Linked DNA regions of Homo sapiens: all the other regions are linked to region 1. The links are chromatin contacts, found by Hi-C or POLR2A ChIA-PET in ENCODE. All regions are on one chromosome and are shown on one strand. The core of a region is the stretch at or near the end of the contact, and the rest is flanking DNA. Distances in the headings are between cores, read along the strand shown. Region 1 holds the start of RGS10 (regulator of G protein signaling 10). Region 2 overlaps GRK5 (G protein-coupled receptor kinase 5). Region 3 has its middle 25 kb from the start of INPP5F.

Region 1 (2,819 bases), core at 126-2,625:
TGGCAGCAGAAGGGGGAGAGTGCTTGGAAATGCTCGGAGGAAAACGACTTTTGGAGGGGGAATAGCGGGGAGGGAAACAACAAGCAACCACCGGCCACACTTGGGGTGCAACTGGGGCTGTGGGGTGGGTAGAGGGAGAGGGAAAGTGAGCAGAACTGGAAGCTCAGAATAGAAGATACAAAAGAAAGTGCCAAGTAGTGAAAAAAACTGCAAAAGGACGGGGGGATGGGGGGAGGGCGACTGGGGAACGGTTTGGAAAAATAGCAATTAGTACAGCTAAAAATAAAGACCAATTTAGAGACAAAGCCAGATACACAAGGAGAAAAATAAAACTCGCCAGAAAGACAATTTCTTGCAAACCAAATGTTCAAGAAAATGGGGGCTAATGACATCCCCTCTGGGGCTGCTCCATAGAAGAAATGAAATAATAGGAGACCGTAGAGCGCGCAGCGCCCAGCAGGTGACGCCGTGGGGGCTTGAGTGGTCCCGGTCGTGGAGCCTGAAGGCCCTGCCAGAGGCAGTGCCCACGTGTCCCCAAAGTTAGAGAAGTGTCCCGAGAGCGCGGTGTGCGGGACAGAGCACCGCCCGGCGCAGGAACCGGGGGGTTCCTGCAGAATCCTCTCAGATCTCCCCGAGTCCTGGCGCCCGCGCGGCACGGCCGGGGAGAGGGCGCCCACCCGCGGCGGCTCGGCTAGCTCAGCGCACGGGCCCTGGGGACGCCCCACCCGCATTCGCGGGGCGGGAAGGCGCAGCGCCCACGAAGTCGAGGAGCAGCCAGGCCCCAGCAGGCGGGGATCCTGGTGACGAGGAGGCAAAGGCCACAGGCTGGGCCGCGCCCGGACTCTGCAGAACCGCGAGGCCTAGGCTTCCCAGCCTGTGACCCGGGAGGGGACCCCGCCCGCCACCTGCGAAGGCTCGCTGAGAGCCCCGAAGCGCGGTGCGCCCGCGGCGCCGTGCCAGTTTCTCCGGGGCTACAGGGAGAAGGCGGGAGACCGCGATGGGCCCGGGAGCTTGAAGCTGGGCGGGGCGGGCCGGGGCGGCATCTCAGGCGAGGGCCAGGGACCCCGGGACGCGCTAACCGCCTCCGCGGGGCTACTAAGTTCCCGGCGGCGCGGGCTCCCTCTGGGCCAGTGCACCTTATCCCAGGCGCGGGGCACACTCTGGGCGATCGGGGGTCACCCGGGGCTGCCCTGCCCTGCCCCGCCCGGGCACCCCGGAGCGGAACCGCGAGTCCTCACCAGCGGGGGCGGGCAGGGCGCACTGAGCGCGCCACGCGGCGCCTGGCTAGGAGGAGGGCGGCGGGCGGGGACCTAGAGCTCCGGGGCGGTGCTGAGCCCGCTCCTCCTCCTTGCCCTCCTCCTCCTCCTCCTCGCCCTCCTCCTCCTCCTCGCCTTCCTCCGGCTCAGCCGCCGCGCCGCCGGGCTGCTCCTTCTTCCTCCTCGGGCGCCCGCGGCGATGTTCAACCGCGCCGTGAGCCGGCTGAGCAGGAAGCGGCCGCCGTCAGGTAAGCGGCTTCGGGGGCCCGCGGGCTCGGGGTCGGGGCGCCGTTTCGCCCGCCCGGCCTCCTGCCCTCCCTCTTGTGCTCGGGCGCGGCTCGGTGGTACCTCCCAGACTGGAGCCCCGGCCGACCGCACCACCTCTCCCCGCTGGGTACCGCACCTTCGCGGTCCCAGCCGCGACGGGAGCGCAGAGCTCCTCCGGGAGCCCCGGGGAGGAAGTTTGGCTGAAAGAGGAACAGCCGCAGTTTTCTTTTTAGTGATGGTCTGGGAGAAAAAGGAGCGCCCCAAATCTCCAAACTTTGGAGGTGACATGGGGCTCCAGATTCCGAAAGCGGAACGGCGCGCGGGCTTCTCCCTCCGTGACGCTCTCCGCCTCCGCTGCGGGCGTGGGTGGAAGGATGCCGAGCGCCCGGGGGAGCACGGCTGGACCCGGGCATCCGACTGGGCCCCTGGGCCTGGGGCGTCGGGGGCCTTCGCTTCTGCCGCGAGGAGCCAAAAGGTGGGATCGCGAGGGTGGCGGAACCCCAGGATGGAGAAGGGCACTTCTGCGGTCCGAGCCAGCGAAGTTCTGACGTTACGAAGGATTCGCCTTGGCCGTCACTTTGGGCCAGCCTGAGCCACGATCTCGGGCAACTTGATAGGCCAAAGACCCCACGGTGAAGGTGGAGCCGTGCCCTTGATTCCGGTCCTTCCACCCTTTTGCTCATCACAATAGCTACGACCTGTGCAGGCCTTTGGGTGCGCCAAGGGCTTTGTCCACCGCGTTGGGTGAACTCTCCCTTCACCCCTAGGACAACCCGGTGAGTGAGGAGGGAGCGGAAGCCAGGCGCTGTTAGGTAACTTGCCCCAGTCACACTCCGCAGGTGATGGGGAGGCTTTCAAACCCAGGTTCCCCTGACTCTGAAGTTCGGGGGCTTTGCCGGGCTTCCCACGCCAAGATTCACTTCTGCTTGGCGCTCAGAGTCCCAACGCGTTGGTGCATTTCCTTTCTGCTCCTGGTATTTTATGAGGGACATTGTGGTTTAGAGACTGGGACCAGACTGGCTGGATCCGAATCTCACCTTCGCCATATTCACCAGCCGTGGGACCTTTCTGCAGAATGAGGTTCTGCACAGTGGGAATAACAGTAGCTACTCGCCTTTTAAAGTACTTAATTGGAACCTGTCTTCCATCCATCAGGTTTTGCAAATTATTGTATTTAATATGTAGGATTTCATAGGGTTGTTGTAATGATCTTACATTGTTGCCCGGCAAGTACTAAGTGCTCCGTTAGCGTTAGTGGTCATGTAAACCTTTTTGTGTTGCATGTGAGTCAAAGAA
Region 2 (2,819 bases), core at 238-2,737, 170 kb after region 1:
TAGCACCAAAGCAGGCAGGAGTTCCCCACTGTCACCGAGCCCTTCGGCCCTGAGCTCCGGGAGGGCAGGGCAGGGCAGGGCCATGCCAGCCTGCTTGCTCTTCCTTCAAGGCTCCTTCTCGGAAGCAGGCCACATGTGTCCCACCAGCACATGCCCGAGGTTCAAATCTCATAACCCAGTCAATTCCTTCAAGACTCATACCCCCAGCGGACTGAGAAACAGGAATGATATTGATAGTTAAGATAAATAAATGCTGTCACTGTTTTCATTCTTTTCGAGTGACATGAAATGGGAACATACTTTCTTAATTAAGAGCCTGCAGTATGTGGACTCTTGGAGGGCAACCAGAGTTTCCCAATAGGAGGTGGCGAGGACACAGGCAGTGAGGGCGGCCCAGCTTCCCTCGGATGGCCACGGGGCCCGAGCACAGCCAGGCCCTCCCACCGGGCTAGGGGAGAGTGGGCGGCCATCCCTGGGGACGGGGAGCGGGGAGAAGCTGCAGCCCGGGTGCGGGGAGGGCTGTCCACCCCACTGAAACCTGCTTGGGACTGTGTGCATTGTTGCCCCAGGCACTCCTAGAGCTCGGGCCAAGGAAAACACACGTTCAATTTCAGAAGTAAGAGCAAGGACGGAACGCGGCTTCCTGAGGAAATGGAAATGCTAACACTGGGGCTCTTGGAAATGAAACCACATGTTGATTGTAAAGGTTGTGAGGCTGGAGTGGGGCGGGGGGGTGGAAGGAGGGGGGTGTCCAAAGGGATGCCTGGAACCATCTCTCCACCAACTGAAGGTTTATTTTATTTTATTTAACTTCATTTTCCCAAAATACCAGGTTACGGGGGGCTGTGGCAGAGAAGGGGGTCCCTGATAGATCCTAATGCAATTTAGGAAATGGACATGGGGAGAGAGGATCAGACAGAGGCTGCCAGCCCTCTACTCTGCCGTATTTCAGGTTTGAAACAATAAACAGAGAAGTGATTCGAAAACAGCTTTCTCTTAAAAATTCCTGCCAAAGCTGGAAAAAACAATCGGGCGTTTGCTCCGAGGAAAAAGCTCTCTGACGTTTGAAAGGCGAGATGGCATCACGGATAACAGCAGAGCTTCCCAGCCCGCCCCTTGGAAGGCGCAGGAGAGGAAAAAGGAAACATTTGGTATGTGGTTAGCAACAGCTGAGTGGCCTTCTATTACTTCAAGAAAGATGTTTTTGTGTGAATAAAAAATGACATATGGTGTGTCACACAAACACACCCAAACCAAGCCCTGCCATCTTCCTGTGCCATTCGTCCCTCTCGTTCTGGGCTCTAGTTTTACGGAATGTCTTGTGCTTGTCACATGTTTCTGTGGGATCGAAATTATTAAGCCCAAGTCTCACAAAGTTTGGTGGCACTTGGAGAAGCCACATGTGAAACCACTGAATCGCAGGGTGTCTGGGCCTGGGCTGCCAGGCAGGGGAAGTGTGGCGGGGACAGTGGGGAGGAAAGAAGGCTCTAGGCTGTGGGTCTGTGGAAGGAAGAAAAGGGTGGGTGGAAGGGTGCTTGTGCGGGCCCCTGCCTCTCTGATGAGGGTCCAGGTCTCTGGCTTGAACCCATCAGATGCAGTCAGGGAGGTATCCAGGAGTCTGGGGAAGGGCTGGGGGCTGAGATGGACAGGACATGGACTATACCATCACCATGAGCAGTAATGGAGCTGCCAGAGTCCGGCAGTGACCTCTATCACCAAGGACAAAAAAGGCAAACAATTTAGATATCTCCTTGCAGTGGGAATGGGCAAAGAACTGGCTGGGTAAACGGAGGGTCAGGGGTGGGGGTGGACTGAGGGAACGGCAGGACCACTTGGCAGGTAGATCCTGATGCTGGACAGGCAGTCGCTGGAAGGGGCCTGGCATATCGGAAAGAAGGTCCAAAGCACTGTGCTCTGAGCCCTCTCCTCTGCCCGGAAGCCCGGCAGGCTGACTGCAACCTCCACTTTTGTGCTAGCCTGGGGACACCAAAGAGGCGTCCGCAGAAAAGGCACCTGGCGCATCAGCAGTGCTGGTGCTTTAAGAGCCGGGGCAAAAAGGAAACACACCCATGCGTGACCTGTGGTTGTTTCTATTTTTCCATATTTTTGAGTTTTTACAAATGAGGGGAAAACAGCTCTCCTAAAAGCACAGCTGCAAAATCACTGAGATCAGGAAGAGCCTGGAAAGCAAAGAACTGTGACTGCCAGACAGCTCTCCTTTCCGTGCGGGGCCTGGGGAATGCGCAGCTGCTCAGAAGAACTTCGGGTTTGTTTTACCCTGCGTGGCCTGTGGCGGGACCTTCCAGTGAGCCGGGACGGGGCACCTGGGACAGCCTTGGTCAGTGATGACCACTGTTTGTGTCTTGAACACCCAGGGCCTTTCCTCACCTGTGCTCCGCCTAAAAGCACCTGGGACACCATCCACTTAGAAGGACATTCTTTCTACAACCTTTTTTCTCCTTGTAAAGAAATTTCATCCAGATACATGCAGTTTTAGAAAGTGAAACTCCTAGGCCACACCCAGACCGACTGCATCAAATCTCCAGGGCGTCAGTATTTTCTTAAAAAGCTCCCTAGGTGATTCCAACACTGCATTAACTGTAAGGTCCAGTTCACCATTTTATCCCCACCACCTGGATCAGTGCCCGGCCCAGGCAGGAGCACAGGTGTTTATCTAAAATGAATGAATGATTGAACAAACCAACAAACAGATCACTGTGACAGGGAGGCCACACGCTTCCAAACTGGGGAGTATATATCTCCAGCCCACGTTCTCCTGATGCTCTGCCAGAAGTGAAGGCCTCCCTGAACCAAGTAGA
Region 3 (2,819 bases), core at 237-2,736, 160 kb before region 1:
ATCATGAAATGTAAGCATTCTTTCTGAGTCTGGAAGCAATCCAACGAAATTGAATGATTCATTCCTGACCCCAATTACCTCCTTTTACCCCACAATATTCTTTCTCTACCTTCTCCTACAAAAGCATTTGTTCACTCAATAACTGCTATGTGCTAGTTTTAACAATCTGACAGCTCAAAGAGATAGACATCAGCTCTCTTTTTTTTTTCCTTTTCTTTTCTTTTTTTTTTTTTTTTTGAGATGAAGTCTAGCTCTGTCGCCCAGGCTGGAGTGCAGTGGCTCGATCTTGGCTCACTGCAACCTCCACCTCCCAGGTTCAAGTGATTCTTCTGCCTTAGCCTCCTGAGTAGCTGGGATTACAGGCATGTGCCACCACACCTGGCTAATTTTTTGTATTTTTAGTAGAGACGGGGTTTCACCATGTTGACCAGGCTGGTCTCAAACTCCTGACCTCGTGATCCACCCGCCTCAGCCTCCCAAAGTGCTGGGATTACAGGCGTGAGCCATCGCGCCCGGCTTTTCTTTTTCTTTAGAATTGAGAAACCATAGAGAGACACGTCAAAATAACTCCTGAAGATTGCCTCTTTATGCAAGAGAAATACAAATAACCAGATTTCTTCTTTCTCTTTGGGCTTAAAAATGAAATCTCATGTGATTTATCTTTGTAATTCCAAGAAAATATTTAATGTTTTATTTTCTCCTTTTTACCATATTTTACTTTACTATCTCACTTTCTGCTGTTCTGAATTATTTTTATCACCTTCTTTGTTCTTAGAATTGTCCTTTGCCCCCATTTTTTCCCTCTTCTTCAGTTTCCTAATTGTCCCAGCTATTTCACTCTCTCTTTCTTATGGTTCTCTCTAGAATCATCAAAGTGTAGAAATTTAATATGAAAAGGGATTTTCAGTTAGTTTAGCAGCATCATTTTACAGATGAAGAGCTAATGTTTAGGGAATTTGTCCAAAGTATTCCAGTTAATTTGTGGGAGGACCTGGCACTGGAACCCAAATGTCCTGATTACCTGAATACAGCTCCAATTCCTTCTTTAGATCTAATGCCACATTCACATAAGACATCTTCATATCCCTGCCATACCTGCTGATCTCTTGTGCTGCGTACTAATGTCAAATCTTAGGCTCTGGGCCATCAAGTATGGATTTATTTATTTATTTTTATTTTTGAGACACAGTCTCTGTTGCCCAGGCTGGAGTGCAGTGGTGTGATCTCGGCTCACTGCAAGTATGGATTTAGTTATTCTGGTGCTTAAAAGGTTTGAGATGTCATTTTTCTGAGTAGATGGCAGATGATTTCATGAAATCTGTGAAATGCGGTATTCTTATTTAATTTTATGAAAAAGAGAAATACAAAGAAGAAAAGGGGAAATTTTGATACAGTATTACCAATAGTAAAAGTGTGGAGAAAGAAAGAGGAAGTGAAATTTTACAACTCAAAACTATGCTCACGGTATACTCATAGATTTCAGTCAGTAGCACAATCTAATAATAAAACATTTGGGTCATAGGTCAAACAAGTAATTACAATCTGATGTTTTTCACTAATTAGAGTAGAAGCAAATTTTATTCAATGTTGTGTCCCCACAGTCCCCACAGTTCTTGATGCATCCTAAGTGCTCAATGCACTGTGTCTAATAAATGTTGACTGAAATAAATATGTGGTCTAGAGAAAGTTAAATTAGAAGATCGACTTAACACTGGATTCAGGGTTCTTTTAATGCCAATATTCTAATTCTAATTTTGAAAAGCAGCACAAGAATATTACCAGTTAGAAAGAAAGAATCCGGCCAGGCGCGGTGGCTCATGCCTATTATCCCAGCACTTTGGGAGGCCAAAGCGGGTGGATCACCTGAGGTCAGGAGTTCAAGACCAGCCTGGCCAATATGGTGAAACCCTGTCTGTACTAAAAATACAAAAATTAGCTGGACATTGTGGCACGTGCCTGTAGTCCCAGCTACTCGGGAAGCTGAGGCAGGAGAATTGCTTGAACCAGGGAGGTGAAGGTTGCAGTGAGCCATGATCACGCCACTGCACTTCAGCCTGGGTGACAGAGAGAGAGAGAGAGACACTGTCTCAAAAAAAAAAAAAAAAAGTTAACATAGTAAACATCATGTTATGCATATTTTACCATAAAAAAAAGCAAGGTAGGGAAAATGTGTATAGTTTTGAGTAAGGAGGGAGATAAATCTAGGTATATTATTACTTATGTATTACAAGGAAAAATAAATATAAATTTTAAATTGCTAACTTTAGTGGAAAAGAGGGAACAGGTTGGAGAACACAGGGATATAAGCTAGACTTATTTGAATATACCTTGCTTTGTAGATTAGATTTTGAAATTGTGTAGATATTTTATATAATTATAGAATAAAATAAATAGGCACTCTCAAAAAGAGAAGAAGAGGAACTATACCTCCTCTATCTCTTTCTTCCTCTACTCCGGCAACCTTATAGACCACTATTCCAGATGATAGTGGTACAAGCTAGGAGGGGGCTGCCTGACCACTATGGACTTCATGTGAGCCAATAAATAAACTCGTGTTGAGTTAAGCCACTGAAACATTGCAGAAGCTAGGATAGATTGGTTTTTGTTTTTGTTTTTGTTTTCGTTGTTTTGTTTTGAGACAGGGTCTCACTCTGTCGTCTAGGCTGGAGTGCAGAGGCACGATCGTGGCTCACTGCAAACTCTGCCTCCCGGCTCAAGCAATCCTCCCATCTCAGCTTCCCGAGTAACTGGGACTAAAGACACACGCCATCATGCTCAGCTAATTTTTGTATTTTTTGTAGAGATGGGGTTTCACCATG

Evidence for each region. A loop is a pair of places that touch in the nucleus more often than their neighbours do. ChIA-PET counts read pairs that join two places held with the same protein, here RNA polymerase II (POLR2A). Pooled maps may share reads with other maps.
Region 2: a loop to region 1 is called in a pooled map, with 5 times the contacts of the local background. The contact joins the enhancer-like site here to the promoter of RGS10 in region 1. A Hi-C loop is called at or near these places in 4 of 50 pooled maps. POLR2A ChIA-PET finds 5 or more read pairs at or near these places in 5 of 52 experiments (BJ, HEK293T, Panc1 and 2 more).
Region 3: a map with no recorded cell type shows a loop between it and region 1 (3-fold over the local background). The contact joins the enhancer-like site here to the promoter of RGS10 in region 1. A Hi-C loop is called at or near these places in 3 of 37 single-sample maps with no recorded cell type and 6 of 50 pooled maps. POLR2A ChIA-PET finds 5 or more read pairs at or near these places in 5 of 52 experiments (GM12878, activated B cell, activated CD8-positive, alpha-beta T cell and 1 more).

The regions. Positions count from the first base shown.
Region 1 is chr10:119,541,275-119,544,093 of GRCh38, reverse strand. RGS10 (regulator of G protein signaling 10) reads left to right here and starts at 1,375. Exons shown (of 5, transcript NM_001005339.2): 1 at 1,375-1,504. The coding sequence starts at 1,456. RefSeq lists enhancers at 1-120, 383-462 and silencers at 673-832, 883-952, 963-1,702, 1,753-1,922.
Region 2 is chr10:119,368,884-119,371,702 of GRCh38, reverse strand. The region is part of intron 2 of GRK5 (G protein-coupled receptor kinase 5); the gene reads right to left. Among named protein-coding and RNA genes, the nearest start is that of MIR4681, 7.7 kb to the left of the region's middle. RefSeq lists an enhancer at 2,257-2,576. Within about 2 kb of position 1,487, at least 21 of the 41 ENCODE cell types and tissues checked have a DNase peak (open chromatin) inside an H3K27ac peak, as active enhancers do.
Region 3 is chr10:119,699,203-119,702,021 of GRCh38, reverse strand. No RefSeq gene overlaps it. Among named protein-coding and RNA genes, the nearest start is that of INPP5F, 25 kb to the left of the region's middle. Within about 2 kb of position 1,486, at least 3 of the 41 ENCODE cell types and tissues checked have a DNase peak (open chromatin) inside an H3K27ac peak, as active enhancers do.